Regions from separate parts of the Homo sapiens genome. Here all the other regions are linked to region 3. A link is a loop called in an ENCODE intact Hi-C map of the cell type or tissue named here. Cell type or tissue: heart right ventricle. All regions are shown on one strand. Links, peaks and the distances in the headings refer to the core of each region. The heading gives the core; the rest is flanking DNA. Region 1 overlaps LOC105377578 (a long non-coding RNA gene). Region 2 has its middle 45 kb from the start of CDKN2AIP. Region 3 holds the start of LOC105377577 (a long non-coding RNA gene).

What was found. Hi-C counts contacts between places; a loop is a spot of excess contacts. Peaks named below come from ENCODE experiments on the same cell type or tissue, not always from the same donor. Only the 100,000 strongest peaks of a DNase experiment are listed, where the experiment ranks them.
Region 1: a loop joins it to region 3, with 9 times the contacts of the local background. A loop is called at or near these places in 75 of 110 quality-filtered maps.
Region 2: a loop joins it to region 3, with 7 times the contacts of the local background. A loop is called at or near these places in 33 of 110 quality-filtered maps.

The regions. Positions count from the first base shown.
Region 1 is chr4:183,068,737-183,079,765 of GRCh38, forward strand. LOC105377578 (a long non-coding RNA gene) reads right to left here. Exons shown (of 3, transcript XR_001741938.2): 2 at 8,500-8,616. Among named protein-coding and RNA genes, the nearest start is that of WWC2-AS2, 25 kb to the right of the region's middle. In heart right ventricle, for the core only: a CTCF peak has its summit at 5,009 (motif pointing right); a DNase peak (open chromatin) is centred at 5,005.
Region 2 is chr4:183,394,346-183,405,374 of GRCh38, forward strand. No RefSeq gene overlaps it. Among named protein-coding and RNA genes, the nearest start is that of CDKN2AIP, 45 kb to the right of the region's middle. RefSeq lists an enhancer at 3,608-4,399. In heart right ventricle, for the core only: a CTCF peak has its summit at 4,501; DNase peaks (open chromatin) are centred at 4,056 and 4,476; H3K4me3 peaks cover 1,003 bases; H3K27ac peaks cover 466 bases.
Region 3 is chr4:182,933,084-182,944,112 of GRCh38, forward strand. It overlaps LOC105377577 (a long non-coding RNA gene), which reads left to right and starts at 4,342. Exons shown (of 3, transcript XR_939536.3): 1 at 4,342-4,497; 2 at 9,418-9,549; 3 at 9,974-10,055. In heart right ventricle, for the core only: a CTCF peak has its summit at 5,205 (motif pointing right); a DNase peak (open chromatin) is centred at 5,208.

The DNA of each region.
Region 1 (11,029 bases), core at 1,802-9,801, 140 kb after region 3:
AAAAAAGCAGACACCACGATGGGGTTAAATGAGAAAGAGATTTATTACGGGAAACACCTAATACTTCTCGAATGCAGGAAATGAAGGAAAATGGGCATAAGCCAGAGAAGATGGGGAGAGCCATCAGACTGTGACGCAGGTGAAGGAGAAAGGGAAGGAAGGAGCGGGGGATAGAAGAGTCTTACCCTGCAGGTACAGTTCTAAAAGAGCTTGTCAAGGCCGATGGGAAACCCTGAGCCAAAGGTGCCCATCAGAGGAGTTTTGTGTTTCCCAGGGATAGACCCAGCTTAGCATCCCTGCCCTGCTTGGGCATTAGCTGGGAGCAGCTGAGGCCGTCGGTCAGTTATACTCCCTGAAACTGGAGACCTGAGAGAAGTATCTCCCAGCCACCACCCCTTGTACTGTCCTGCACTTCTCCATATGGGTTCAGGGAGGAGTTCCTCTTTGGTTATTGTGGGAATTTATTCTTAACAAGCGGAAACCTAAAAGAGGAGTGTCAGGGGAATGACGCCTCTATCACTGCAGCTGATTTCAGGGCTGCAGCTGTTACACCTCTCCCCAGTTGGGATTCGCCTCATCTTCAGCAATGATCTCAGCAGCTCTTGATGGCTCACCTGGTGGTGTGAACCAACTCTTCATTCCTGAGAGGTGTGAGCCCTTGATGATCACACTCTCCTAAGGCTGGGCTTGTTGCATGTGTCCATTCACAATTACAGCAGGGCAAGGGCGTACCAGGATGCACCCCAGCGGATCATGTGGGTTCCATTCATTCTGCTCCACTGCAGGAGACAGGGCCCCTTTGTAAGTTACCACTGAGCCTCCTACAGTTAACCATGAATAATGTGTTAAGGGTCCCAGTTTCTCATTATCTCTCTGCACGGCATCAATACAACGTAGCAGTAACTAGCCACTCTGCTGTCTTGGTAGGCATGGCTTCCTGCCCCCACCTCCAAATCTTTTGAATGCCTGCGTCTCTACCACGGCCCTTTCACTGGGACATTTTTTCACATCATTACTGGTGAAATCTCTAGTAATTAAGCCTCACTTTGTGCCAGGGACTATTCACACCCCACCTACCAACCAGGATAGCATCGTCTTTGCCCACCTGGCAGTGTGTGAAGCAACCTCAAATCCCCATTTATCATCTGTTTTCTTCAATTATTCCTTGTACCCTTTATGTTGGTCCAGGTTCTACAAGAGGCAGACACCAAGACAGAATTAGACATGCAAGAATTTATTAGGGGAATGCCTGTCCCGGAAAGTGGGTAGGCAGCCAAGGGAATTGTGGAATAGTGGAGAGTTATATTACACTGCCGTTGTGGTCCCTGTGCAGCAGAGAGGGAACAAGGAAGGCCAGGAGGAAGAATCTTGAGCTGCAATGCAGTTCTAAGGAAGTTCAGTAAGACTGATGGTGAGTCCTTGAGCCAAAACACCTATCAGAAGAATCCCACGTCTCCCAGAAACAGGCTTTGGGCACAGTGGCTCACACCTGTAATCCCAGCACTTTGGGAGGCTCAGGCAGGAAGATCACTTGAGGCTAGGCCTTCTAGACCAGCCTGGGCAACACAGCAAGCCACCATCTTTACAAAAAAAAAAATCGTGTTTTAATTAGCTGGTATATTAGTCTGTTCTTGCAGTGCTATAAAGAACTACCTGAGACTGGGTAATTTATAAAGAAAAGAAGTTCGATTGGCTCATGGTTCCACAGGCTGTACAGGAAGCATGGCTGGGGAGGCTTCAGGAGATACACGATCATGGTGGAAGGTGAAGGGGAAGGAGGCATGTCCCACATGGCTGCAGTGGGACAAAGAAAGTGAAGGGGGAGGTGCTACACACTTTTAGACAAACAGATCTCACTCACTATCACACTATCACGAGATCATCAAGGGGAAAATCTGCCCCCATGATGCAATCACCTCCCACCAGGCCCTTCCTCCAACACTGGGGATTACATTTGACATGAGATTTGAGCAGGGACACAAATCCAAACCATATCAGCTGGGCATGGTGTCATGCACCTGTAGTTACAGCTACTTGGGAGGCTGAGGGAGGAGGTTGAGACTGCAGTGATCTATGATCACACCACTGCATTCCAGCCTGGGCAAAAATAAACAAAAACAAACAAAGAAACAAAAGAAACAGGCCTTCCTCAGAGTCCTTGCTGTGCCCAGCCACCTGTTTTTACGTATTAAGAAATAAAAGACTACCTTGAAAAATATCTCTGGGAGCCAGGCCCTGTGGTTCATGCCTGTAATCCCAGCACTTAGGAGGCTGAGGGGAGAGGATTGCTTGAGGCCAGAAGTTTGAGACCAGCCTGGGCAACATAATGAGACTCTGTCTTCACACACACACACACACACACACACACAAACATAAATAAAATTAGCCAGGTACAGTGGCATGTGCCTATAGTCCAAGCTACTTGGGAAGCTGAGGTGGGAGGATTGCTTGAGCTCAGGAGGTCGAGGATGCAGTAAACTATGATCTCACCACTGCCTTCCAGCCTGGGCAGCAGAGCAAGACCCTATCTCAAAAAAGAAAAAGAAAAGAAAAGAAAAGAAAAGAAAATGTCTTTGGGGAATCAGGAACTATAAAATTACCCTAACAAACAAATAGAACTCCAAAAAGCAAACAACCCTATAACTAAAATTAATTACTCAAATATAGTTTAACAGCAGGCTAGACAGAGCTAAAGAGAAAATTGGTGAACTGGATGTTGGTCAGAAGAAATTATGTAGAATGTAGCACAGAGGACAAAAAATATAGAAAAGAGGTTAAAAAACATTGATGATAAAATAAGAAGGTCTAATATACATTTAATAAGTGTCCTAAAAAGAGAGGAGAAAAAATAACTAAAAGACAATATTTGAAATGATAATAACTAATAACTTACAAGAAAGACAAATCCACAGATTTAAGAAACTTATCAAATCCTAAGCAGGGGAGAAAATCTACAACTAGATACATGCAGTGGAACTAAAACAAAACAAAACAAACAAAAACATGAAACAATACAATTATTTTAAAGGTGCAAAGACAAATTTTCAAAGCAGCCAGAGGGGGAAAAAACTAATTACCTTAGAGGGAGTTAAAACAGTCAGACTGTGTGAGACCTAATTCTTTAACAGCCACAGTGGAAACCGGAAGACAAAGAATGAGATTTTCAATGTGCTAAGAGAAAATAATTGTCAATTTGAAATTATTTCAGGAAGGAAACAAAGAAAGACATTTTCAGACAAAGAAGACAAAGAGTTTACGACCAGGAGAAGCTTGCTAAAGGGAATTCTAAGGGGCATATTTTAAAAAAAGAAAAATGATCCCATATGGAGAGCCAGAAATGATGAAGGAATGAAGAACACAGGAAGCTCTAAATGTGTTGATAAATCTAACAAACATTGACTGTATAAAACAAAAATAATGATGTCTTTGGGGATTAAAAAATAAATGATAGAAATGTAATTAGTTTAATCTCTATGGAGGGAAATTTAGCATTACTGTACTTATCAAAATTACAAATGTACATATCCTTTGATTTAGCAATTCCACAAAGAATTGTAGGAATTTATTTGAAGGTTGAGTATTTCTTATTGTAATTAGTCTTCACATTGTTTTGACTGCAGGCAAGGATATTTCAGATATGTGAGCGCTTACTGGAACCAACGAAATTCTTAAGTTGTATAATTCTTCCAAATTCTTTGATAATTCCTGGTTCAATCTGTGTTTACCCCCACTAAATTTATGACTACTTCTGTTTCTAAATGCTTTACAATTGAATCACAATTAAATGTAATGAGAAGATCATATTTAAAACTCCATGATTAATTATTCTATAAAATAACACTTTTTTTCTATTATAAAGAAAATAGCCTCTAATTTATCTGTTTTTCAAGTGCAGAAAATCGTCATGTTGAAGTGGACTGCATTGCAAAAGCTTTTAAGCTGCTCGTGTGAACTCTGAATAAATTTTCCCTAAAAACCATTTTATTAAAAATGATTGTATTCACAAATAATCTTAAGAAAGTTGGTTTAACCCACAATGAGTTGAAATGGTCCACACTTGTGATGAAAAATAGTAAAAAGCAACATTTGTTATTTCCAGAAAATTGAAAATGGATAAGAACAAGAATCAATCTTTTTGTTCAATGTCGGTGCCTCAGGAAAAGTGGGTAAAAGCAATGTAGACACACAATCAGATGAGAAGACGACAAGAGCCTTCTGTAGAACTCTGGGCCCTTTTTGAGGCCTTTACGAGTTTATGGAGAAATCATGAAATGTATTATTTTCCTTTTCCTTTTCCTTGGAAAAAAATATCTAAGACCATAACACGTTTGCTTTAAAGTTGTGATTAGTGTCACTACTGCTGCACAAACAGAACTCGAGAAAGAAGAAGAGAAATCATCTTTTTTTTATTATTATTTTTTATTTTTTTTTGCGAGACAGAGTCTGGCTCTGCCGCCAGGCTGCAGTACAGTGGTGCGAGATCTTTGCTCACTGTAGCCTCCACCTTCCGGGTTCAAGCAATTCTCCTGCCTCAGCCTCCTGGGTAGCTGACATTACAGGCATGCGCCACCACGCCCAGCTAATTTTTGTATTTTTAGTAGAGATGGGGTTTCACCATGTTGGCCAGGCTGGTCTCGATTTCTTGACCTCGTGATCCGCCCGCCTTGGCCTCCCAAAGTGCTGGGATTACAGACGTGAGCACTGCGCCCGGCGAGAAATTATCATTTCTAAGGAAGCCAAACGGGTTAAGAGAGGCAAGGAGGAAGAGGAGGGTTTAAGAGAATATGAGTGCCAACAAAGCAACTGCATGAGACTAAATAAACTGAATTATAAATGGAAAAACACAAAGGAAAAGTAGCTAGAGACAGGTCTGTCCCCTGGGTAAGGATCACAATGCCTGGCCTTCGTGAAAGCTCAATGAAGATTTATTGAACAGAGCAGAACTGAACTGCCCCCGAGAAAATCGTTTGAGGGTAGATGTTAGTTACCCATGTGGACCACCAGGTGGCAGCATGATCTCGTGACCCCTCAATTGTCCCAGGTAAAACCCGGATGGGAAAGAAGCCCATCTACCACCAGGAGATTTTTGTGGATAGATGTTCATTAGTCAAATGTTCATAATTTGGTAAGAATTTGTATGACTTTTCTCAAATCAGGTGAAGGACGGCTGAAGGAATCTTACTGATGGAATTTGGGTCCCAAACTCCCTACCTATTTTAACCTGAAGTCATTATTCTTCAAAAATTACCCAAAAAACTACATTGCTACATTTCTAACCATTAATATCAAGTTAAAAACACATGGAATGTGTGAGCTAGCAATAATCTAGATGACCGACATTCAGATAGAACTATTGCTACTACATGTTGCCTTTTGCTTTTTATAGCTGTGAATTGACCTATTTCCCAAAAATACAATTAGTCCAAGCTTTATTATTTCAGGCTTATTCATACATGAATATTCCTCTGAGCATTACTAAAATAAAAACCAAGTAAAACAGATTAAAAACTATATTTAATGGTCCCCAAAGAAACCCTTAAAAAAAATCTTCTCTCTGCCCATACTGAAGAATGATACCAAAATAGTTTGAAAGTTTAAAGCAAATAATTAGAAAGTAAAACAAAATGTTCTTAGGCTATGTTGATGGAGATCTGGCTAAACCCTTGAGAAGACAGGAAACGTAACTGAGAAATACGCTGTTCTCCTTTATCTAAGTGTGATTAACTACAATGCTTGCTCTGCAAGGTCGGGATCACTTTTCATGAATTCTTTCTCCGAGTGCGTCTTGCAGGGTCAGGCCCTCCCCTCCTGAACTCCATGGTTGACAATGGATCCACTGGTACAGTTCTGCTTCTCTCCTGGATGTGGAAAACCCCAAAATTGCACTCCTCACCCAGATCTCTTTTCCACCTACGCTCAGCACTCTGTTTACTGAACATTTGCAATGGTGAACCTGAGGGTCTGGAAGCCCCCAGGAAGAAAAGTAAAGTGAGATTCCATTTCATTGCCATTACTGCTAAGGGTTATTCACGCAAGAATTCCAACAATTTACATAAGGATCATTAGCCTCACTGGAAATGCATTTCATTGCAACAGACCTGAGTCTTACATTCTTGACATTTTCCAAGGAGTGGCACTGGGCATTGGCCATCAGAAATGGCCATGGTGATTATGCAGTTTTAGAAATATGCCTAAGATACATGAGGGATGCATTCCCCCAAACCATTATCCTCAGCCCTACAGAGTGATCTGGATAAGATGTGCTGAAGCTCCATGGAGTTTAAAGTAGTATTTATTGGCCGGGGACAGTGGCTTATGTTGAGGTGGGAGGACTGCTTGAGCCCCGGAGCTCAAGGTTGCAGTGAGCTATGATTGCCCCATTGCCCACTGCACTCCAGCCCGGGGGGACATAATGAGAACCCGTCTCAAAAAAAAAAAAAAAAGCACTTACTAAAAAATCTGAATTCCCCTTTGTTTCATTCACTGTATAGGGTCTACTTTGAAGGGAAGTGTTGTAATCTACAGAAGGCAAGGGTGACCTATTAATATTTGCAGAAGATAAATGATTACTCTGATTACTATTTGTAGGATCACCAATTTACACTGATTCTGCACTAGTCTGATACGGCAGCAGTCAGTGTAAAGTGTACTAGGTGATTTTGTGGAAGCCACAATTTGTGCAAAATATATCCTCTCAAGCTGAAAAGGATGTTTAAAAGATCATGGAAATCACGAATGCCAGTGGGAGTAATTTGGGGCTTTATTTGTTAAATTAGGCAACAAAATATCAGTAAGATATTTCAAGAGGAAAATATTATTTGTAATTTAGGGGAAAAAATCCCTGAAAAATGGAGATCTGAAACCCAAGGTAGGGAAAATCATTAGGAAGAAATTGAAAAATATTAGGCAAGAGATGAATCCTGGGTCTGTGTAGCGGGGAATGGGGAAAGAGTGAAAAGTAAAGGAAACTTCGGGAAGTGAGTTATAGGGCTTAGGGGAAAGAGGGTGATAAGAGAAGGAAACAATGGTTGATTTCATAGCAGGGGTCACTAAGGCAATGATAAAGGCATTAAGGGAGGGAGGAGAAGCAGGAGGAAAAATCTGGATGAAAAGACAATGAGCTTGGTGGGGGGTATATTAGCAAGATATCCTCATGATGTCTAGCAGGCATTTGGAAAGTCTGTGTGGATTTCAGGGGAGTAAAACTAGAGCTATAGATTTGGGACTCCTGGGCATAAAGGTGGCAGTTGGATCTATGAAAATGGGCCATCAGTTCATCCTCACGGGGAAATATAGAAAGAAAAAGTGTTGAGGAAGAGCCTGGGGAATTTTACACTCTGGGGACAGAAAGTGGCGAAGGAAGCTGTGAGATGGAGATGAGGGGCATCTAGAGGGATGGGGGAATCAGAAAGGTTCAAGGGCAGAGAACCCCAGGTTGGAGCCAGTTGCAAGGACAGAGCTTGTGACTGGACAGCATATTCATTTGCTAGGGCTGCCAAAGCAAAGTACCAAGATATTAGCACCACAGGCGGGGGGGCTTACAGAACAGAAATCTATCCTCTCACAACTCTGGAGGCTAACAGTCCAAGATCAAGGTGTCAGCAGGGTCAGTTTCTTCTGAGGGCCTCTCTCCTTGGCTTGTAGGTGACCATCTTCTCCCTATATTTTCATGTGGCCTTTCTTCTGTGTGTCTGTGTCCTGATCTCTTCTTGTAAGGACATCAATCATACTGGATTAGGGCCCACCCACATGACTTCATTTGACCTTAATTACCTCTTTTTTTTTTTTCAGAGTCTGGCTCTGTTGCCCAGGCTGGAGTGCAGTAGCATGATCTCAGCTCACTGCAACCTCCACCCCCCAGGTTCAAGCAATTCTCCTGTCTCAGGCTCCCGAGTAGCCAGGATTACAGGTGCCTGCCACCATGCCCGGCTAATTTTTGTGTTTTTAGTAGAGATGGGATTTTACCATGTTGGTTAGGCTGGTCTTGAACTCCTGACCTCAGGAGATCCGCCCGCCTCAGCCTACCAAAGTGCTGGGATTACAGGCATGAGCCATGGCGCCTGGACAGTTTGACCTTAAAGGCCCTAAATTCAAAAACACAGTCACTTTCTGAGGTACTGGAGAGTAGGCTTTCAACATATGAATTTGTAGGGGGAGACACAGTTCAGCCCATACCAGGCTGTTAGATCTGGAAGTTCCCCACTGGCCAACTGAGGGATACGCATTATAATGGCAACGGTGAGCCTGTCCTCAGCACATGCTACCTGCTGGGTTCCGTGGAGAGTGCTTCACATGTATTAGCCCGTTTAACATTCACAAGCACCCTATGAAGTAGGTACTATTATCATCAGCACGTCTTTTTCCAGAGGAGGAAACAGAGGCACCAAGAGACACTTTGCCCAAAGTCACAAAGATAATAAGTGGCAGAACCCACGAGCTCGGCTTCTACACAGTGAATTTCATCAGCGATTTGTAGCTTGCTCCACCCTCAACAGATACCTGAGAAGTAATGATGTTGCTGAATTACTCAAAGGAACAGATGCATTTCCCATCAGCTGTCACTGACTGCAGCCTCTCTCTAAGGTATAAGGTGAATTCCGCAGGTAGATGTGACAGCTTGAAGAGAAAGGAAAATAAACAATAACTAATAGGTGGTTAAAGTGTCTCAGATTTAAAAAGCAAAGAGAGCAACCCTATTATGACTTCAAATATGTGTGTTTATTTAAGTTGTGTTTCTTACATTTGGGGTTGTGATTCTGGAAAGTACTGTAAAATGCAATGAGAAGGCCAGGTGCAGTGGTTCACCCCTGTAATCCCAACACTTTGGGAGGCCAAGGCAGGAGGATCGCTTGAGCCCAGGAGCTTGAGACCAGCCTGGGCAACATAGCCAGACCATGTTTTGTAAAAATACAAAAATTAGCTAGGTGTGGTGGCTCGCACCTGTAGTCCCAGCTACTGTGGTGGTGGAGGCTGGAGGATCCCTTGAGCACAGGAGTTCAAGGCTGCAGTGAGCTGTGATCGTGCCACTGTACTCCTGGGTGACAGAGTGAGGCCCTGTCTCAAAAGAAAGAAAAAACAATGCAATGAGAAAATATTTAACAATGCATTTATACACTGAAAGCCTTTTTTGTTTGTTTTTGTTTTGATTTGTTTTTTGGAGACGGAGTCTCTGTCACCCAGGCTGGAGTGCAGTGGCACTACCTCAGCTCACTACAACCTCTGCCTCCCAGATTCAAGTGATTCTCCTGCCTTAGCCTCCTGAGCACCTGGGATTACAGGCGCACACCACCACACCTGGCTAATTTTTGTATTTTTAGTAGAGACGGGGTTTCACCATGTTGGCCAGGCTGGTCTCGAACTCTTGACCTCAGGTGATCCACCTGCCTCGGCCTCCCAAAGTGCTGGGATTACAGGCGTGAGCCACCATGCCCGGCCCACTGAAAGGTTTTTTGATTTGCAATATGTAAAAGCATCTGTTAAATTCTAGATTTTCTATCGTTTTGGCTTTATTGGTTTTTAACCAGAGATGACTTTTTGAACTATTTTAACTTCAGGTTAGCCTTTAACATGAGAAAAGTGAGGAGAAAGAAACACACACAGGTACACACAGAGATGCATGCACGCACACACACACACACACACCTTCAAACATGGATACACGGAAATGAAGTGAGAGGAAAAGAAATAAAAATCAGGTTACTAAAATTAAAATTCAAACAGGACCCTCTGGTGAGAATTCCTGCGAGAAGGTAGGTAGCCTGTCACTTTTATCTAAGAGAGAAGAATTCCCAGGACAATGGCACAAAAGCTGGGAAATGGCTCTAAAATGTCTCTATCTTCACTTCTTAAATCCCTCTCCAGCGTAACTGCATGGCGCAGGAAGCCACAAAAGCCTGAAAGAAACTGCCTGAGGGTGAGTGGGGCTCTTCCGAAAAGACTGAGTGAGGGCCCCCCTCTTGGGCTAGGCCGGCGTACCCCTGCACCCGACCCCTGCAGTACCTGCAGATGGGTGTTGCTGCCGCCTTCGCTCTCCCAGCTTTGAACCACTCGTCTCTGCGTCACTTCCCGTTGGGAGCATCTGATTGGCTGAGTCCAGTTCAGAAGCACATTGGGAGCCTCTGATTTGCTGGGCTAAGTCACTTACTACCTGCATCCCCTTTCTAGTCCTCTAGCTGGAGACATTCCCCGCCTTCCACCAAGGCTCCTGCGCCAGGCGGTACCCAAACTTAGGAAAAGGGTTGAGATGTTACCGGAAAAAGGAAGTTCATTACACATTTTAAGCATGTATTTTCAGAGACACTGAAACATCTGAAGGCACAAGATTTCTAAATTAGAAACTTTAAAAGTTTCCATTTATTTGGTAAGGTCAAACTACTTAAAAACATCCTTTTTTTTTTTTTTCTTTTTGAGACAGAGTCTCGCTCTGTCGCCCAGGCTGGAGTGCAGTGGCACGATGTCGGCTCACTGCAAGCTCCGCCTCCCGTGTTCACGCCATTCTCCTGCCTCAGCCTCCCGAGTAGCTGGAACCACAGGCGCCCGCCACCACGCCCAACTAACTTTTTTGTATTTTTAGTAGAGACGGGGTTTCACCATGTTAGCCAGGATGGTCTCGATCTCCTGACCTTGTGATCCGCCCGCCTCGGCCTCCCAAAGTGCTGGGATTACAGGCGTGAGCCACCATGCCCAGCCTCTTGTCTTCTTTTTTTGAGTCTGAGTCTCACTCTGTCACCCAAGCTGGAGTATAATGCTGCAATCTCCACCCACTGCAACCTTCGCCTCCTGGGTTCAAGCAGCTCTCCTGCCTCAGCCTCCTGAGTAGCTGGGATTACAGGTGCGTGCCACCATGCCCAGCTAATTTTTGTGTTTTTAGTAGAGACGGGGTTTCACCATGTTAGCCAGGCTGGTCTCGAACTCCTGACCTCAGGTGATCTGCCCACCTCGGCCTCCCAAAGTGCTGGGATTACAGGCATGAGCCACCGCGCCCGGCCAAAAGCATACTTTTTTTTTTTGGCCATGAAAATGCAAATTT
Region 2 (11,029 bases), core at 1,361-9,360, 460 kb after region 3:
AAAGGTTTACAGCAACTGCCCTCACCCTCATGGCAGTCAATCTCTCCTCTGAGCCGACTCCGGGGGCGCAAGGCTGGGGAGAACTCAGGATCAGGAAACTCTCACTTCTCGTTGTTCTTATGGACATGTTGTGGGTCTTTATTTGTGACATCCAAACGCACTGCATTGCAGGACTTCCCGCTGACGCTTCATGAGCTCACCTGGTATGGTTCACCAAGTCCTAATAAACTCCTACCTGGCCTGTCTCTTGAGCCAATGCGAAGCAATGGAAAAAGACCGGAAAAAAGGTCTCCTTGAACCCCCAAATAATTAATGAAAACTAAGAAATCTTGCTAGCATTCCTCCCCTGATCTTGTCTAAAACAAGCCCTACCCTATAACATGTTTATTCTTCTGCCTGGGCTTCTTCAGGTATCCCCCCGGGGAAATGCTACAATCCTGGGGTTGTATTTCAACGTGGCTCAGTCCTGCCTTGGCAGTGGTACAAGATAGCAAAACTACTGTTCTCCAAGGTAAGAGGGAGATTTAGGGTTCGTATTCCAAGTGGCTGATGTGAAATTTCAGGGTCTCTTGGATTCTTGGCTTGGGAGCAAGGCCGTGAATAACTAAGACTTTCAAAATGTCTTTATTCTCCCTGCTCCCTTACAAAGCACCTTAGGAAGGAGAAAGTGCCACATGGAGAATTCCATAGTGGAACTCTAATGCTGTCCTCGTTCACAAAACCAAGATATATTTCAATACAACAATACAAACATAGCTCTTGGCCATAAAGATGGAATTTTCAAAAGCATAGACGATGCTCAAATTTTTATTTTCAAATTTGAAAGTTCCTTTTCCTAACTTCGACCCTCCAGATTTGCATGTAGGAATATTATAGTTCATCAAAAATTCATATTCCAGTACATTAATACAGTGGTGAAACATAGGAGAGAGAACATGTATATAGCATGAGTATGCAAATTAATAGGCATGCAGCTTTGAAAAGGAGATCCTGTTAGAGATTTAATTTTAACTGTAGCAGCACCTGGTTTCACCTTTGTTTTTCCTTAACCCATGTTCTCTTTTATAATCCACAATTAAATAAAGCATTTACATAAGGATATTTTTACCTGGCAAAAAAAATAGCTAGAGAATTACTGGCTGAATAAAATCTCCCAACGATAAGCAACAGGCCAGTTACATAAATGAATGAACAGGCAGTATAGGCAACAGGACCAGTAGAGCCTGTAAACTGAAGATAAGCTTCGGGGGGCAGCAGCCACTCAGCCCGCACCTGCCAATTTTTGCCATTCAGGCTGGGGGTGCAGTGACGCAAGATCTTCCGATTTTTCAAGAGAAGTCAGACATCCTGATGTTTATGAGAAATGTCCAAAATTTTTAATTTGGAAATCCATGCAAAAATCAAAACAAAACATGGTACAAACAAACAAACACATCTCTAGTCTGGTAACATATTTTATGAGTTCCCAGGTAGCAAGCTCTGTAGTAAGGGGCAGGTGTTTGATTTTGTTTTGTTTGTTTTTACTTATTTTCTTTTATTTTTTGGAGACGGAGTCTCACTCTGTCGCCCAGGCTGGAGTGCAGTAGTGCGATTTCGGCTCACTGCAACCTCCACCTCCCAGGTTCAAGCAATTTTCCTGCCCCAGCCTCCCGAGTAGCTGGGATTGCAAGCACCCAGCTACTTTTTTTGTATTTTTAGTAGAGATGGAGTTTCACCATGTTGGCCAGGCTGGTCTCAAACTCCTGACCTCAAGTGATCCATCCCCGCTCAGCCTCCCAAAGTGCTGGGATTACAGGTGTGAGCCAGTGCGCCCGGCCTGTTTTCAGTTATTTTGAATGCTATTTGAGTTTCATAGCAAAAGGAAAATTCTCATAAAATGTTGAATTTGAAGATACAAATGTATTTAAGAAAATAACATTGATAGCTTAAAGTGGAGATTTTTATCTAAATGAGAACTATCACTGGAAACTGTGATGACACATAGAGGAAGTATAGAATGTTCTAGTACCTTCTGAGTCAGGCTAGCTGCATGGGCAGGCTAGCACAGTGTCTTGATTGAGGGTTTTTCATGATGCCATATCACAGACCTATGAGAAGATGGGTTTCAAAGGACAAGTCATAGGTAACCTGTAAACAAGTAGTTAAATCCACTTTGGCACTGAAAGTTCCTTGAAGCACAGGTTAAATTTGTTCTGGGTAAATTGCTTCAGATTGAAGAAGCTGACACTTCCCACTTCCTTCCTGTTTCTGTTTCCACTTTCTGTGTCCTAACTTTCTTCCTCCAGATCAGTTAGTTCTTTCCTCCTCCTGGACTGGTTTCATCATATCTATCATACAGACAATTCTTCTTGATTAATTAAGATAATCGTTTTGGTTTGGTTCTGAAATGCATTATCCCACCTTCTTAGTTATTTACAATATTTTCCTTAGGCTAATGTTAAAATTGGTCTGAGGAAACTATGCCACCCCGTTCTCCCACCCAGCCATGCCTTTCTCCTGCTACAGAAACTCCCATGCACAGAGACAAGGACAGCCACTATCTGGAAGTGCCGGGAGCCATGTTGGGATTTATGACAGGTGCTACACCTATTCTGGGGGCTGACGATGGAATGCACTTCTGGTCTGCTCTGCCTTAATTTGTTTTTCTAGACGTGTTCAACAGCTGGACAAGATCCCTATGATCAATTAGGTGCTGTGCCCTTGAAACAAACACTCACACAAACAGCTGGAGAATCCCTGCAGTCTCACACTCCCCATGGCAGTCCCTAAGAAGCTCGGCTTTCCCATGACCAGACATCTAGAAACAGAATGAGTGAGGCAGGGGAGGCGTACGGTATAAGAAGTGGAAGGAAGATTCTAAATGTAAAGAAAAGAGAGACCCCAAGGTCAGGCACTGTATTTGGTCCTGGAGATACAAAGATCCATATAGTGAGATATCTTACTAAGATCATAAAATAAATAAGATGTGGGATCTTAGAGTCTAGGAAATGGAACAGACAAGTAACTCAATAACTACCAATTTAGTATAATAATAGTAATAGAATGTACAGGCCTCAGAGGATGTGCAGAGAAGCAAGAGTGAGAAACCCTATCTGAGGGCATAAGGACAGGTTTTGTTGTTGTTGTTGTTGTTGGGTTTTTTTTTTTTGAGACGGAGTCTCGCTCTGTCGCCAGGCTGGAGTGCAGTGGCGCCATCTCGGCTCACTGCAACCTCTGCCTCCCGAGTTCAAGTGAATCTCCTGCCTCAGCCTTCCCAGTAGCTGGGACAAGGACAGGTTTTAAAGAGAATTTAGCCACAGAGTTTTGAGAGAAGAGTCGACTAGAAAGATTCAGCGGGGCAGGATGCTCTGGGCGCGATGGAGATGGGCATATACAACCTAATAAAGAAGACAGGAACGACCGCCTCCTGCCCTCTAATAAAGACATGCGGCCTGTTTCCAGCCATAACATATAGGTGTGTCTGCTTAGTGGACACTGAAATGAAGAGCAGGCTCAGAGCCAAGCATGTTAGACTGGGGCGTTCAGGAAAGAGCAGAGAAGTTTGCTGCTCAGTAAAGAGGGGAGAGGGGGACCCCAGGCCGCTGTGAAGGCTCTGGAGGAGGCAGAACTTGCAGGCGCCCTTGGGTTCTCCGAGGGGGCTTGGCAGCCACGGGGACCAGAGAGGCGTGAGACATGAGGGTAGTTAGGGTAATTAGGGCAGGGCCCCCTGAAGGAGAGCCTTCCAGCCCAGGCTGCCTCGGGAGGATGCACTTTACCATCCGAACCAAGTGGGGAAGAGGAAGAGAGGCGATCAGTCGCTGCAACAAACCAAGTGCTTCAGGTGGGAGGATTACTTGAGGCCAGGAGTTTGAGACCAGCCTGGCCAACATAGCGAGACCCTGTCTCTCTTTTTTTCAAAAAGGCAAAATTTAAATTAAAAAAAAAGAAAGAAAGAAAGAAAAAGAGGAAGTGCTGGCCGGCACAGCAGAAACCTTGGGGCAACAGTGACCACGTGGGCAGAGGCTGCGAGTGTCAGCAAAAGAGGACAGGCCGAGAACTGCTGGTTTGCAGACCCCTAACTGGCCCCCGCTGGCCCCCGCAGCTGACTCAGCGCACCCTAAACTCGGAGGAAGTGCCAGACGGCCAGGTCCTGGGCAGCCCGGGCGCTCGCTCCGCTCCAGGTCTCCCGAGCAGGGGTGCAGGCCCGAGCACCCGCACGTGGCGTGCGCCCCTAGCTCCTCCCGGGGCGGCAGCTCACCAGCCCCCGCCTTAGTGGCTGGCTTCCACCCAGCCAAAGCCAGGAAATGTCTGTCCTTAAGCCTCGATTTGTTAATTATTTAAGCACTCTGTGTGTGTGTGAGAGAGAGAGCGTGTGTGTTTAATTTCCTTTATTTAAAAAGCACGCCGAGCCCACTGGGACCGCGGTGCTGAAGAGGCCGCCGGGCCCGGGAGAGACTGCATTCTGAGAACCAGCCCGCAAGCCCCGAAGTCGGAGATCGCAAGGTCCTAGCGGCAACAGAGCCTCCTAGCGATGGCAGCGAGCCTCGCCCCGCCTGCGGTGAACCCGCCCCCGCTCACCCCGCCACAGGTCCGGCGTCTCCCGGGTCCGCCGCGGCCGCGGGCAGAGCTAGGAGGGCTTCTCAGCCCGCGGGGCAACCCTGCTGCGGCTCCATCCAGAACCTCCCGCTGCCAGGCGCCGGGACCGGGGACGCTGGCCCCCGGATTCAAACCTATCATGGTGCATGATAACACATAACATAACATAACATAACATAACATAACATAACATAACATAACATAACATAACATAACATAACATCACAACACCACATCACAACACAACACAACACAACACAACACAACACAACACAACACAACATAACACTGAGCGTTTAGATTCAGCATGTACTCTGGGCCAGGCTCAGCTCTAAGCTGGTGCGGATCACCACGATGACCTCTAGAGTCTCCTCTGAGGTGGGTTCTACTGTTAGCCCATCTAACAGATGAGGAAATGCAGATAGAAGTGGTGGAGGAAGTGGCCCAAGCTCAGGCGGTGGCTAAGTGACTCCAGGGCAAGCCCCTCGCCCCCTGTGCTGGAGGAAGCCCGCGCCCAGGCTCTGTCGCTGAGCAGGGCACGCCTTCCACGCAGCACCCAAATGCATCGAACACTGTGCACGCGCACGAGAATAAGAAACCGTGACAAAAATACGGGTGCATCAATGTAGAGTAATGAGAAGGCAAAGCTGTTTGTAAGCACGATACAAAACCCAGAAAACATCAGGGGAAAAAATGGAAAAGCCCGACCAAATACAAAATTTTAAACCTAGGTTGGCTATAAAATAATATACCACTGAAGAACTGGGGCCCGGCATGGTGGCTCGGGCCTGTAATCCTAGCACTTTGAGAGGCCACAGCGGCCTCCCAAAGGATCGCCTGAGGCCAGGAATTCAAGACCAGCCCGGACAACACAGTGCGATCCCGTCTCTATTTATTTAAAAAAAATAAAAGAGGAAGTACTCGCGGTACAGCACAGAGGATTGCTTGAGCCCAGGAATTGGAGACCAGTTTGGGTAACATAGCAAGTCCTCGTCTCTACTAAACAACAACAACAAAAATTACTCAGGCACGATGGTGCACATCTGTATTCCCAGCTACTCTGGAGACAGGAGGATGGCCTGAGCCCAGGAGACAGAGGCTGCAGTGAGCCGAGATCGTGCAACTGCATTCCAGCCTGGGCAACAGACTGAGACTCCGTCTCCAAAAAAACAAAACCAAACCAAAACTGAAGAACTGGGAAAATATTCATGATACTTATTAGGAATGAATGGCTAAGTTTACTAATATCCCCAAAACTCTTAATGACAAAAGATGTAAACACACATTTCAGAGAAGGAACTAAAAATGGAGGATAAGCAAATTGAAAAGGTGCTCAATTTCCTTCCTTCCTTCCTTCCTTCCTTCCTTCCTTCCTTCCTTCCTTCCTTCCAGACGGATTCTCACTCTTTTGCCCAATGGCACAATCTTGGCTCACTGCAACCTCCACCTCCCAGGTTCAAGCGATTCTCGTGCCTCAACCTCCCAAGCAGCTGAGATTACAGGCATGTGCCACCACTCTAGGCAAATGTGTGTATTTTTAGTAGAGATGCGATTTCCTCATGTTGGCCAGGCTGGTCTCGAACTCCTGGCCTCAAGTGATCCACCCACCTTGGCCTCGCAAAGTGCTGGGATTACAGGCGTGAGCCACCGTGACCGGCCAGGAGGGCGTTTTTCACCTGTAACGTTTGCAACTGTGAGTTCACATCAATTGCCCCATTTTCAGTTCTGCACCGGAGACTTCAATCTAGTTTTCTTGTTTTCCATAATTATAACTGTTCTCTCTAGTAGTGAGAAACTCGGCTCCCGTCACTCTCAATATATTTAGTTACGGAGTCCTCCCCCTCCATGTATCCAGTCTCCCATTCCCTCTGCCCCACTATCCTACTGCTTGGACTTGGGTACCCTTCTCTGGCTGCTGCCTCCACTGCCCCTACACAGATGCCCCCTCTAACCATGTAGATTCTGCCACCCTACTGTGTCCTCTCTACCCCGCCCCCACATGTACACCTACCTCGACGTTGTTGGCTGTACATTCCCTGTGGGTCTTCCCTTCCATGCAGGTGACCTCCCTGCTTGGCCCCTCCGTTAATTCAGACATTAAAGATAAATGCGGCCGGGCGCAGTAGCTCAAGCCTGTAATCCCAGCACTTTGGGAGGCCGAGGTGGGCTGATCATGAGGTCAGGAGTTCAAGACCAGCCTGGTCAACATAATGAAACCCCGTCTCTACTAAAAATACAAAAATTAGCCAGGCACGGTGGCAGGCACCTGTAGTCCCAGCTACTTGGGATGCTGAGGCAGGAAAATCGCTTGAACCCGGGAGGCAGAGGTCACAGTGAGGTGAGATCATGCCACTGCACTCCAGCCTGGGCAACAGGGTGAGATCCTGTCTCAAAAAATAAAATAAAATAAATAAAATAAAGATAAATCCACTTGTGTGGAATGATTGGCTCAAAGGCCATACCTCTTTGAATACACATTGCCAAATTGCCTTCCTAAGTGTTTGTGCCAATTGATCCTGCACTGAGAATCGCATCTGAGTGCCTGTTTAACGACACCTTTGCTGGCATTGGATATTATCTATATTTTTCCAGTCCCTTTTTCTTTTGGTTTCTTTCATAAGGGCTGTGCCCAGGACAGAACGAATTCCAGAGCTCTTTATGGAGCCATCTCATCCAGCCGCCTGACTCACCTACGTTCATACCTCAGCCATCTGATTCGTTTTGATCACCAGTTTTGATCTGATTAACTGGTGAGCTGCAGAGTACTAAGCCATTGGTATAGTTACCACATTTCTTTAATGAGCTCATGCTCCCCCCATTCAAAAAGTAGTGACTGAGCAGCAGTATGATGTGCTGGGTTTTATAGGAGTTTGCAAAGATGTGTAAGTTACAGTCTCTGGCCCTCAATGCTCTTGTATTCTTGAAAAGGGCAGATATTCAGATGATATTATGAATACAGCGGTCATGTGATAAGAACTCCAACATAATCTGGGGTTCAGGTTATGCACCTGGAAAGTGGTGTGTCCAAAATCTTCCAGTGCCAATATTCAGAGTGATTCCACAGTTACACGCCACCACCCTGTAAACTCACCTCCCTCTCCTTCCCAACACAAGCCCTGTGCCCCCATCAGACTAGTCTCCTGGCCTCCAAATGCAAAAATACACTGTGTTTACTACTGATGGCATATCTTATCAGAACCCCTCCCACTCCTCAGACAGCTGCATACATACGTTCTCTCATTTAACTCACACAGCAACTCTGTTGAGGCAGTTATTTTAATCTTCCCTCCTTAGATACTGACACTGACTTCAAAGATGGTCTTGCCAAAGGTCTTAAAAATGGGGCAGAAAGTTGAACCTAGGGATGTCAGACCCCAAATTGTGTGGGCATCCTTCCCTTGCCACGGGCAGCTTCATTGCCAGGGTGTCCTTCCCCATGTCCTGCTCTTCTTCCCGCAGGGACCACCCTCCCTCTCTGCCCAGTGCCTGCCTCTTGGTTTTATGTAGGTTTTATCCATCCATCAAGGTCCAGCTGAAAAGCCCACAAAATTTCCCAAATCCTCCCGGCTGAGATTTCTCCGGGAAGCTGAATCACAGTCTTTGGTAGACTTTTCACAAGGTCATCTGGCAAGGTTTTGATGGAGATAGATGGGATCTCCAAAGGAATAATTCCTGGGCCCCAAGCTGACTTCTAGTGACATCCCCAGAGTCACGTGTTCCTCTGGGTGGAAACTCTTTTAAAACAAATGTTCACCTTATTCACTGGGCTTGATAAATTCTCCCTGGGTGAAGGCCACGTGGAGCCCCTGGTCTGATGGGGACAGGAGGGACTGTGTGTGAAAAGGAAATTAATTCAATGCTCGCAAAAGGAAGATTCTATCAGGAAATATACCTAATTGGTGTAAAAGGCCACTGTGGTTGTTGGCACTAAGCCACTCACCCTGCCAGCCTCAGTGCTTAGTGTATTTATGTCCTTTGTCACCTTCCTAATTGGAAGGAGTCACTCTACTGACTCACCATCTTTCTCCCCTTTATGGAAGAGCCGTGGGAGGTAGTGTCACTCAAGGTCAAGGGCTCAGAATTGGTCTGGGTCTGCAGTGAGATGGTGTCATTACCCTGAGAGCTGCTTGGCAGCGTTTGGAAGGTAAATTAGTGTCTTCAGTTGAAGACTTGCTGCACAGATGGCCACCTTAGTTGGCGTGACATCTCACTTCCTTGTCTCCCCCTCAGAGGAAAATGCCTGGGCTGGCTGGGCCTCATGACTATGAATTTCCATTACTTTTTTTTTTTTTTCCAAGATGGAGTCTCGCTCTGTCACCCAGGCTGGAGTGCAATGGCGTGATCTCAGCTCACTGCAACCTCTGCCTCCCAGGTTCAAGCGACTCTCCTGCCTCAGCCTCCCGAGTAGCTGGGACTACAAGCACGCGCCATCACACCCAGCTAATTTTTTGTATTTTTAGAAGAGACAGGGTTTCATTAAGTTGGCCAGGTTGGTCTTGAACTCCTGACCTCAGGTGTTCCTCACCTGAGGAACCTGACCTCAGGTGATCCACCCACCTCGGCCTCCCAAGGTACAGGAATTACAGGCATGAGCCACTGCACCCGGCTGAATTTCCATTACTTTTGAAACACAATAAAATAACTAGAAAGAGAAGCTTAAAATCAGCCCAGTACTAAGAATGTACCCATGAGGACGACAGAGGCAGCAGGATGTCGAAACTGTGCTTGGGAAGCAGGCAGCTGGGCGGGCGCTCAGACACGCTGACTCAGGAGCTCAGTCTGCCCCTCATCGCTCTTCCCTTCACTCAGAGAATTCTCTTGCCCCCAAATGCAAGTGTCAGACTGCTGAAAAACTCCTTGAAGTTCAGGCATTTCGTCTTTCTACCCTCCTGTCCACCCTCCTGGCAGAGGCAATGAATCAAATTTCTAACAGCCTCTCTTTCCTCTGCAAGCTTGGCCACGTCCAAAGGGAAGTCATCTTAAAGCTGGGATGGAGAAAGAAAAGAAGGTATAAGCCATGCTCAGAACCTTCTGGGCTCAACTCTAGTGTGTGTTCCCACCCAGCCCCAGCCTGAGAAGGCTTAGACTGAGAAAAGCCAACCAGATCATAGAAAAGCCCTCGGGGACAGGGACCAAGGCCCTTGGCCCTCAGCCTAGCTTGAGCTCCCAGCCAACAGCCAACTCTGATTTTCCAGCCATGTGCAAGACCCATCCTGTAAATGGATCCTCCAGCCCCCAGTGCAGCTGCCCTGGGGCCCAGTCAATGCCATGTGGAGCTCATATGAGCTTTCCCTCTGTGTCCCAGCTGCAGATCTGATGATCTGCTATTTCAGTGAAGCTTTGGGATGGCTTGCTACTCCGCAACAGATAACCGTAACACCAGGGTTCCAGCATTCCCTGAGGCAGCTCAGAGGGATGCTGACCACTCAGCACGCCTCAGGAAGGGGCCACTGGCCAGCCTCGCACAGGCAAGACGATACAAGCCTGTGAGATGGCATCCAAACGGCAAGCCCAGCGCTGAACACCTTTTACACACCTTTCATGCTTTCCAGCCCCCTCTCCCACTACTCCTCACCCGTATCCTTGGATCTTGGGAACCTGCTCAGTATTTGGGAGACTTGACCACGGTTGCTGTAACTTAGTAAATATAAATGGGGAGTAGGAGCCCCAGTCACCTTTTCTCCCAAGTCCAAGCCCATTACCCCCGCTGCCGTGGGGCCTTTTGCGGGCTCCCTTCCACACCTAGCATGTTGCTTTGTGGAAAATGGATTCACAATGGGAACAAGGGGAGTTTGGGGTCTAGGAGGAAATCCAAGGGATGTGATTGCTGCAGGAGCCCAGGCAGGAAGGAGTTCAAGGAGATCAGGACCATTAATATCACGTAGAATAGAGAGGCCATGAGAGAAAAGAGACTAAAGCATCTAGATATGGGAGAATGGACATGAGTTCCAAGAGCAGAAGGGACAGAAACTAACTTGGGGTGGCTTAGAGTGAGTAGGAGGGAGGAGGTAGAGCCGGTGGGTGCTCGCAGGCAAGCCCATCCTAAAGCTTGTGGAGAAGGGAAGGGAAAAGGTATGAAGCAGACAAGGGGGAGGTGGAGGGCTAGGGAAGATCTCTAGTTTCTAGGATAGTTTGGTTTTTAAGAATGAAGTTGCTGGCCAGGTGCGGTGGCTCACGCCTGTAATCCCAGCACTTTGGGAGGCTGAGGCGGGCGGATCACAAGGTCAGGAGTTTGAGACCAGCCTGGCCAACATAGTGAAACCCCGTCTCTACTAAAAATAGAAAAAATTAGCTGGGCGTGGTGGCGGGCGCCTGTAATCCCAGCTACTTGGGAGACTGAGGCAGGAGAATCGCTTGAACCGGGGAGGCGGAGGTTGCAGTGAGCCGAGATTGTGCCATTGCACTCCAGCCTGGGCAAAGGGCGAGACTTTGTCTCAAAAAAAAAAAAAAAAAA
Region 3 (11,029 bases), core at 1,111-9,110:
GAGTCAGATTATGGATGGTTTTTATTGTCTTCTCCATACTTACCTGTATTTCCCAATTTTTCTTTGACAGGCACTTATTTCTTTTTCGGTCAATGAAAACATTATTAATAATACAGAACAAACATATTACCTGTGTGCCATGCACTATGGCCCCCGGAATCCCTGCTCCAGAAGTAACAGCAAGCCCTGCCCTCTAGCTTCAGCCTCTTCCTGCAGGCTGGATCCATTTCCTAACCTTCACTGAAACCAGGCTGTCCCAAAGCTTATCTGTGGAGGTGACTATTGCCACTCCAGACCATCACCTCCCACCTCTCTCCCTTGAGACTCACAGCATCTGTCAGTACCAACATATCCCCAACCGGACCCGACCTCTGTCCCTCAGGTATCCTTCATCACCTTTTTTGACATCTTCAGTAGCTACTTAGATGACCCACCCAACACCCTGCCAATCAGTTCCTGGGCTTCCTAGGGCCAATGAATACATTTTCCTCTGCTCCATGACTGCCATAGGCTGCGTGATTCACATGCCTCGCCCAAACTTGCATCACCTCCAGAACACTACATATACCAGCCATGACCTCTTATCTTCTATGTCACTTGATCAAGTATTTCTACCATATTTCGCCTTTAATTATGACATAAAATTCTCGGTTTCTTGATCTCCATCAGTCCTTTCCTTCCTTCACATTTTTTCTCCAGATTACACCCCATGGCCCGTCATTATAACCACCTTGCCCCCTCTCCCTGCATCATGCTTGCCTAAGGAGACCCAGGTGCTCACTCCTCCTCAGCTGCACCCAGCAGGTGAACTTTGGCCAGATTCATACAACTAAGCAAATTGGCTTCACTTTAAAATTCATCCTCCTGCACCCCAAATGGGCTTTCACTGTAACCCAGCAACCCAGTGCATTTTTGCTAGTAAGATTACTGTCCCTGTCTCCAAGAAGACCATTTCTTCTCTCTTCTCAAACTCTCTACCCTTCCTAGTGGCCTCCTCACATCCTCCATCCACTTTAACTTACACTTGGCTGAGAAAATAGGGGCCATCAGATCCGCCCTCACCTTCCCACCATCAGATTCACAAACTCATCCACACTTGACATTGTTGATTTTTTTTCTTTCCTTTAGCAACTGAGAAAACAACTTCCTTTTCTATCAAAGGCCAGTCTCTCCATGTGTTCTCTGCATCCCATCCCTTCTCAAGATATTTGCTTCTAAGTTATCCCTTTCTAAAAATCAGTAATGTCAAGTTTCCCTCAGTTCATTTCCCATGGCTTCATAACACAGAAGCTTCCATCTTTCAACATTTCAGCATATTCTAGGCAAGGTTAAGAGTTAGGATAAATGATGGAACAATACTTCTTTCTTTTTTTTTTATTATACTTTAAGTTTTAGGGTACATGTGCACAATGTGCAGGTTAGTTACATATGTATACATGTGCCGTGCTGGTGTGCTGCACCCATTAACTCGTCATTTAGCATTAGGTATATCTCCCAATGCTATCCCTCCCCTCTCCCCCCACCCCACAACAGTCCCCAGAGTGTGATGTTCCCCTTCCTGTGTCCATGTGTTCTCATTGTTCAAATCCCACCTATGAGTGAGAACATGCGGTGTTTGGTTTTTTGTCCTTGCGATAGTTTACTGAGAATGATGATTTCCAATTTCATGCATGTCCCTACAAAGGACATGAACTCATCATTTTTTATGGCTGCATAGTATTCCATGGTGTATATGTGCCACATTGTCTTAATCCAGTCTATCATTGTTGGACATTTGGACCGGCTACAACTATCTGATCTTTGACAAACCTGACAAAAACAAGCAATGGGGAAAGGATTCCCTATTTAATAAATGGTGCTGGGAAAACTGGCTAGCCATATGTAGAAAGCTGAAACTGGATCCCTTCCTTACACCTTATACAAAAATTAATTCAAGATGGATTAAAGACTTAAACGTTAGACCTAAAACCATAAAAACCCTAGAAGAAAACCTAGGCATTACCATTCAGGACATAGGCACAGGCAAGGACTTCATGTCTAAAACACCAAAAGCAATGGCAACAAAAGCCAAAATTGACAAATGGGATCTAATTAAACTAAAGAGCTTCTGCACAGCAAAAGAAACTACCATCAGAGTGAACAGGCAACCCACAAAATGGGAGAAAAGTTTCGCAACCTACCCATCTGACAAAGGGCTAATATCCAGAATCTACAATGAACTCAAACAAATTTACAAGAAAAAAACAAACAACCCCATCAAAAAGTGGGCAAAGGACATGAACAGACACTTCTCAAAAGAAGACATTTATGCAGCCAGAAACACATGAAAAAATGCTCACCATCACTGGCCATCAGAGAAATGCAAATCAAAACCACAATGAGATACCATCTCACACCACTTAGAATGGCAATCATTCAAAAGTCAGGAAACAACAGGTGCTGGAGAGGATGTGGAGAAATAGGAACACTTTTACACTGTTGGTGGGACTGTAAACTAGTTCAACCATTGTGGAAGTCAGTGTGGCGATTCCTCAGGGATCTAGAACTAGAAATACCATTTGACCCAGCCATCCCATTACTGGGTATATACCCAAAGGACTATAAATCATGCTGCTATAAAGACACATGCACACGTATGTTTATTGCGGAACAATATTTCTTTGGAATCAACTAGTGTCAGAGTTACTTCCTTAGGCCCATACCAGACTCACCCACATCTGTTACAGCCTGACCATACAAAAGGATCCCTTTTGCTCTGGGAGTACCTTGCATCTTGGTCCTCCAAGAAAACAGAAGTGGCACACGCATCCACCTCTTCTAGAAACCAGGTGCCCTGGTTGGATAGGATGTTTTCTTGTTGAGGTAGGCTGCACTTGCATGGGAAAAAAAAATGGCATGGTGACCTCTTATGCTCATTCTAAACCAGTTGGAATAGTTCCAGGGGAATCCAGCCTCACAAAACTGACCTTATTAGGTGCCAATTGGTATGTATTGGTCATGAGATAGATGAGAGGCAGGGCAGGATTGTTGTCCAGGTAGCGATGGGAAATTGAGTAGGGTCCATTCTGCTTGGCTTTAGCCATCCACACTCTTAATATGCCAGCCTAAAGATTATTGTCTTGCAACCTTCTGTTTATTATTGAACAATAAACTAAACATACTATGTGACAATAACTTCCCTGGGGAAGGTTTATTCCAGTGAATGATGTAGCTCTTGGCTCCATACTTCCTCAGGAGTTCCAGATGATTCCATTCCCTGAATTTCTGCCCATCACTCTGCTCTCCCACTTACCATAACAGATGGTGGAGAAGTTCCTGTACCCAGAAAGCTGTTACTGCAGCTTCCTCTCACATATTGCCAGTCTGGCTGCCCATGGACAGACTGATATCAAGAAGGAGACAAAGGAGAGGTTGCAGGAAAGTAAGAGTGATCAAGAGTCAAATATGGCCAGGTGCAGTGGCTCACGCCTGTAATCCCAGCACTTTGGGAGGCTGAGGCGGGTGGATGACCTGAGGTCAGGAGTTCGAGACCAGCCTGGCCAACATGGAGAAACCCCATCTCTACTAAAAATACAAAAAATTAGCAGGGTGTGGTGGTGCATGCCTGTAATCCCAGCTCTCAGGAGGCTGAGGCAGGAGAATCGCTTGAACCCGGGAGGCGGAGGTTGCGGTGAACCGAGATCGAGCCATTGCACTCCAGCCTGGGCAACAAGAGCAAAACTCCATCTCAAAAAAAAAGAGTCAAATATGGCAGAGGCTGTCATAGAGCAAGAGAGCGTTCCATCTTCTAGACGCTCCACTCAGAGGAACCGAGAAACTTGAGCTTGCACTTCTAGAGCACTGCAGGTCTCCCCAGGAACCCTCAGGAATAACCACCTTCTCCCCAGCCTTGACCATGAAGGAAAGTTCAGTGGGATGAACCCCAACAGGAAGGCAGGGGGCAGAAAAAAGAGAGAGAAAGTCTGGGAGAAGTTCTTCCAGACACACAGCTCAGCTGACTCTGAGTGAGATTATTAAAACCAATGAGAAAGAATGGAAATCACTGGCACCACCCTTTGGGCCAGCTGTCTTGAAAGCGTGCTCCATAGACCAGTGTCTGTCTTTGCACTGCATGTTGAGTGTGTGTGAAAAGTACAGACATTGAAAGTAACCGTTTAGAAACAATTAAAGCAATCGGACAGAGTAATTCTCTGTCTATTGAATCTAATAATAAAAACCTGGGACCTGTATTTTGTATGTCTTCATTTTTTTTCTAGAAATCCCTTGATCTTATTTGACAAAAAATATAGATTCGGTACAGATCGTGGGGAAATCCCAGGTCCTCCCTCCCAGACTATTTGAGAAGCACTGTTTAAGACTAATGTTTGTAGTGAAGTCACAGTGAGAGCATGTTCTTTCTGATGCAAACACACCCACCTCCTGCCCTCGTGTCCTGCAGGCTGACCTGAGAGCCAGCTGCATAGCTCAAGCCACAAAGGAACCTAGTTTTTGGAAAGGGTGAGTATGAAAATAATACAAGGTAAAGAAAAGAATGTTACTTAAGATCTACTTATTATCTAAATCCTGCCCCCTTTTCTTAAAGACTGGAAAGACAAAGAAAAATTGGATATGTTTAGAAGTAAATTACCTCCCAGGCAGCAAGAGAGATTTAGAGGCTGGAGGTAAAGTATCTCTTTCTTAAAGTTCAAAGAGTGTGACAAAAAGGTAGATATAGAGACAGATGAGAAAAAGAGAACAGAGAATGAAAGAGCTCAAAGCAGCCCTGTATTAGTTTGCTGGGGTTACCATAACAAAATACTACAGACCAGTGGCTTCAACAACAGACGTATTTTCTCACAGTTCTGGAGGCTGGAAGTCCAAGATCAAGGTGTCGGCAGGGTTGGTTTCTCCTGGGGTCTCTCTGCCTGCCTTGCAGACAGACAGCTGCCTGCCTTGCAGACAGACAGCTGCCTTCCCTCCCTGTCCTGACCAGGTCTCTGTTGTTTGTCTTAATTTCTTCTTTTAAGGAAACCTGTCATATTAGATTAAGTCCTAACCATAAGACCTTCTTCTACCTTAATTACCTCTTTAGAGGCCCTATCCCCAAATACAGTTCCATTAGAGGTTAGGGCTTCAACATGTGAATTTTGGCGGAAGGGGACACAACTCGGTCCTTGACAGGACTCAGACTTCAAGGACACTCAGGGTTGTGCTCAGCGTGGACTCCAGGGGGCAGCAGAGATTTGCAGCCGGCCTGGGCAGAGGGCAAGGCCACACTCCAGGCCCGCTGTCGCGTGCCCTCGCCCTCAACGTTCCCTCTCGGATTTTCAGGAATTTCATTTCACGTCCTTGTTCCCTCCTATGTAACTGACAACGCAGAATCCGCAGGATGTGAGGAGTGGACCCCTTATTAACTCCAGTTCCCAAAATCACAAAAATATGGAACCAAAATGAGCTGCAATTGACAAAGCAGGATATTATACAGAGAAAACTCCTGAAAGCATGGCTAGAGATAAAGTAGCTGAGGTCTATATAACTTGCTCGTAAATTAAGGTGTTTTTAACATTTTAAAATTAATTTAGTTAATTAATTAATTTATTATTATTATTTTTGTGTGTGCGTGAGACGGTGTCTTGCTCTGGTGCCCAGGCTGGAGTGCAGTGGCACCATCTCGGCTCACTGCAACCTCTGCCTCCCGGGTTCAAGATTCTCCCACCTCAGCCTCCAGAGTAGCTGGGATTACAGGTGCCTGCTACCACACCCAGCTAATTTTTTGTATTTTTAGTAGAGACAGGGTTTCATTGTGTGTGTGTGTGCGTGTGTTTCTTTTTTTTTCTTTTTTCTTTTTTTTTTTTCTTTTTTTAGGAGTCTTGTTCTGTCTCCCAGGCTGGAGCAGAGTGGCACAATCTCAGCTCACTGCAAGCTCCGCCTCCCAGGTTCAAGTGATTCTTCGGCTTTAGCCTTCCGAGTAGCTGGGATTACAGGTGTGCACCACCACGCTGGGCTAATTTTTGTATTTTTAGTAGAGACAGGGTTTCACCATGTTGGCCAGGCTGGTCTCGAACTCCTGACCTTGTGATCCTCCCACCTCAGCCTCCCAAAGTGCTGGGATTACAGGAATGAGCCACTGCGCCTGGCTCAGTGTTTCGTTTTTAATTGACAGATAATATGTACATTTATGGGGGACACTGTGATTTTTTGATGCATGTATACAATGTGAAATGATTAAACCAAGCTAATTAACGTATCCATCACCTGACTTATTATTATTATTATTATTATTATTATTATTATTTTGGTGGTGAGACACTAGAAATTTACTCTCTTAGCAATTTGGTTTCTCAAAAAACAAAAAATAGAATGACCACGTGATCCAGCAATTTCATATATGGGTACATATCCACAGCAATTGAAATCGACATGCCCAGAGATATCTGCACTCCCGTATTTACTGCCGCAGTATCCACAATAGCCAGGATTTGGAAGCCACCTAAGTGTCCATCAACAGGTGAATGGATAGGAAAATGTACACTAGTGCATATACACAATGGAGTACTATTCAGCCACAAATGAAGCTTACAAGGTCACTGTAGCAGATGCTGCCAACGGCCTGGCCATGGTCCTGAGCCCTGATGTTGTGAAGCACACAAGCCCAAAGCTCCGAGGGCTTTCCTTGGTCAAGAGCCAGCTCTGTCTGCTGGCAGGGGAGGGTAGAAGTTCCGCTCCAGTGGCCCACAGCCAGAGCCAGGGGGTCCTCGTTCCAGTCTACACTGACCCAGCGGTCCCAGCAGGACTGAGCTGCAGCACCCTGTGACAGTCAGCTCGACGCCCCAGCCCGCACTGGCCGTGCTGCTTCCCTATGTCCCTTTCCCACCTCCTACCAGTGTTTCTAGGTCAGCTTCCACATCATGACTTGAGCTTGAATCTTCAGCTCAGTTGTGTTCCCACCCTCATAGATTACCTATTAATAATCGGTTTAATCTGGCAGACACCACCTTAACTATGTGAACAAATTTAGCATCACCAATAATGGGACAAATTGAGGTAATGGGAAGTACACAGCATCACCTGCAAAATATTCTTCATGAAAATCATCAAGTTCAATCAACCATGTGGGGCCAGGCGCGGTGGCTCACGCCTGTACTCCCAGCACTTTGGGAAGCCGAGGTGGGTGGATCACCTAAGGTCAGGAGTTCGAGACCAGCCTGGCCAACATGGTGAACCCCATCTCTTCTAAAAATACAAAAATTAGCCGGGCGTGGTGGCGGGCACCTGTAATTCCAGCTACTTTGGAGGCTGAGACACGAGAATCGCTTGAACCTGGGAGGCAGAGGTTGCAGTGAGCTGAGATCATGCCACTGCACTCCAGCCTGGGTGACAGGGCAAGACGCCGTCTCAAAAAACAAACAAACAAACAAACAAACAAAAAAACTACGAGGAAACACACTGTTCTTCAGTCAATTGTGTCTGGTGTCTGCCCAAAATCTCTCCATGTCGAAGTCCTAACATGCAGCATCTCAGAATGTGGCCCTATGCGGAAATAGGGTCTTTGCAGACGTAGTTGAGATCAGGTCACACTAGTGTAGGGTGGGCCCTAAATACAATGAATGGTGTTCTTTGTAAGAAAGTGGTGTGAAGACCGAGGCAGAGAAGAGTTATGCTGCCCATAGTCAAGGAGTGCCAGGAGCCAGTGGGGGCTGGAGGAGGCATGGAAATGATTATCTCTTGCAGCATTTGGAGGGCGCGTGGCCCTGCCAACACCTTGATTTTGGACTTAGAGTCACCAGAGCTGTGAGACAATACCTTACTGTTGTTTTAAACCAGGCAGTCTGTGCTACGTTGTCACAGCAGCCTAGGGAACTAATAACACACAAATTCAGATTGTGGGATGTTCTGCAAGACAACTGGTCTGATTCTTTAAAATATCAATGTCATAAACAGCAAAAACACACAAAAAATGGGTAGGAGATTGTTCTAGATGCAAAAAGACTAAAAAGATATGATAACTAAATGCACAATGTGGTTGTTGGTTAGATCCTGGATATTAAGGGAATAATTGGGAAAAACTGAATATGAGCAGATCAGTTTTAAATTTATTAGGTTTGCTAATGGTACTGTGGTTATGGAGATGTTCTTGTTCTTAGGATTACAGAGTACTTAGGAGAGACATATCCTGATAGCTACAATTTATTTTCAAATGGTTCAGAGAAAACAGTACATACACACATGTAACCACATAAACATTGAATAAGCAAATATGGCCAAATATTACTAATTAGTGATTCTAGATGAAAGGTATATGTATTACTCTTTCAACTTTTCTGTACTTTTGGAATTTTTCAAAATAATAAGTTTTGAGAATATTACATTTCATGTGGGTGTTGGTTTATGACAAACAATACCTTTTCACAGATATGAAGCCTATATTTATTTTCTAACAGAAAACAAATCGGTTGATTTTTGTTCCATTCACATCTTGTTTGCTTCTGTAGATATAAGAGATATACGACTGTCTCCTCTTTAGAAACCAGAAGGGAACTGAATAGACCGTCCTCCTAAAATTTAAATCTCTTTGGGTAGGATATTTAAATCTCTTTGGGCACTCTAGACTCTAGATATGTCATCGGGCAGACATCCCCTAAAACCAACAGGTGCACACACACACACACACACACACACACACACACACACACAGGACCAGGCACACACATGCATGCATGCCACACCAAACAAGTACATTTCTGAATTTCAACTAACTTGTCTTTTAGTCCTAAAAGACCAGTACCCCACAGTGAGATTCAGCGTTCTTTTTGAGAGTATTATAAAATGCTGTGTGACGGTTAATGTTAGGTGTCAACTTGACTGGATTAAGGGATGCCCAGAGAGCCAGTAAAGCATGATTTCTGGGTGTGTCTGTGACAGTGTTTCCGGAGGAGACTAGCATGTAAGTCTGAGTGGACCAGGTGGGGAAGACCCACCCTCAGTGTGAGCAGGCACCATCCAACCCGCTGGGGGTCCATAGAGAATAACAACAGAGAAAAGACACATGCTGATCCATCTGCTGGAGCTGGGATACTCTTCCCCTATCTTTGAACAACTCCAGGCTCTCCAGTCTTTGGACTCCAGGACTTATACCAGCAACCTCCCCTACCAACTCCCTGTTCTCAGACCTTCAACTTCAGACTGAGAGTTACACCATCAGCTTCCTGGTTCAGAGCCGGGCTACTGACATCCCAGGGTCTCCAGCTTGTAGACAGCCTGTCGTGGGACTTCTCAGCCTCCGTAATCACATGAGCCAATTCCTCTAATAAATGCCCTCTTGTCTGTCTATCTATCTATATATCCTATTGGTTCTGTCTCTCTGGAGAACTCTGAATACATGACCTTCTTTCATGGAATAAACCTTTTAAAATGTATTTTTCTCATTCAATTATTTAGGTTCAATGTTTATGTGGCAGTGCTGAGAACTCTGAATATGTTTCCATCATATTCAAAGTATTGCTACTCTCTGGATACCTCAGGGTAATTTCTGACATTATGACAAATATAAAAACCTGAACGGCTGAACTTGTGAGTACAAAGTAGTTTTATTATGGCATTATAAAGTATCTCTCAAAAGGACCCACTCAGTCATATACTAGAATTTATTTCTATAGAATAAAATTTCATTTTTATACTGGAGAATTGCAGGAATAGTTTCTTTATGTGTTTCCAGGCTTTGCTTCAAGCACAACTGGAAAGAATACCTCTGGCATTACCATAAGAATACAAGAGGAGAGATGTACCTTGATAAGGCCATAATTGTTAGCTGTAATATCTATACAATATGGCTATATTTTATGTAATGTATTAAACACTTATTTTTGAATTTAATAGGTAACAGGAATAGAATGTAAATGAAATTTAAATTGGTCAAAAAATGACAACAGGAATGACTAAGGTACAAACTTCCTCAGCCTTCTTATTCACTGTTGATTCTATTTCCTTCTTGAAGCTCTCCCTCCGCTGGCTTCCATGATGCACCTGCTCCCTAGTTTTCTTCTGGCCTCTGTGGCTGCTTCACTTCATTATCCTTGATGGTTCCTCTTCCTCCAGTCATGGCTGAAATATTTTTCCTGGCCCGATCCTCTCTCTAAACAGTCTCTCTGGGATCCTATCACAGCTTCAGCTGCCAGTGATGACTTCAGCATGTCCACCTTGAGCCAAGAGAACTTCAAAATCAAGTACGTATTTTCCCACTGGACATCTCTTCTCATGCCCCATAGGGACCTCAAGCACAACATGCCCAACACTCACACTGTCCTCCTTCTGCATTCCCTTGTCCCTCCTTCTGCATTCCCTTGTCCCTCCTTCTGTATTCCCAAATGTCCCTCCTTCTGTATTCCCAAATGTCCCTCCTTCTGTATTCCCAAATGTCCCTCCTGTATTCCCAAATGTCCCTCCTTCTGTATTCCCAAATGTTCCTCCTTCTGTATTCCCAAATGTCCCTCCTTCTGTATTCCCAAATGTCTCTCCTTCTGTATTCCCTTGTCCCTCCTTCTGTATTCCCAAATGTCTCTCCTTCTGTATTCCCAAATGTCCCTCCTTCTGTATTCCCTTGTCCCTCCTTCTGTATTCCCAAATGTCCCTCCTTCTGTATTCCCAAATGTCCCTCCTTCTGTATTACCAAATGTCCCTCCTTCTGTATTCCCTTGTCCCTCCTTCTGTATTCCCTTGTCCCTCCTTCTGTATTCCCAAATGTCCCTCCTTCTGTATTCCCAAATGTCCCTCCTTCTGCATTCCCAAATGTTCCTCCTTCTGTATTCCCTTGTCCCTCCTTCTGTATTCCCAAATGTCCCTCCTTCTGTATTCCCAAATGTCCCTCCTTCTGTATTCCCTTGTCCCTCCTTCTGTATTCCCAAATGTCCCTCCTTCTGTATTCCCAAATGTCCCTCCTTCTGCATTCCCAAATGTTCCTCCTTCTGTATTCCCTTGTCCCTCCTTCTGTATTCCCAAATGTCTCTCCTTCTGTATTACCAAATGTCCCTCCTTCTGTATTCCCTTGTCCCTC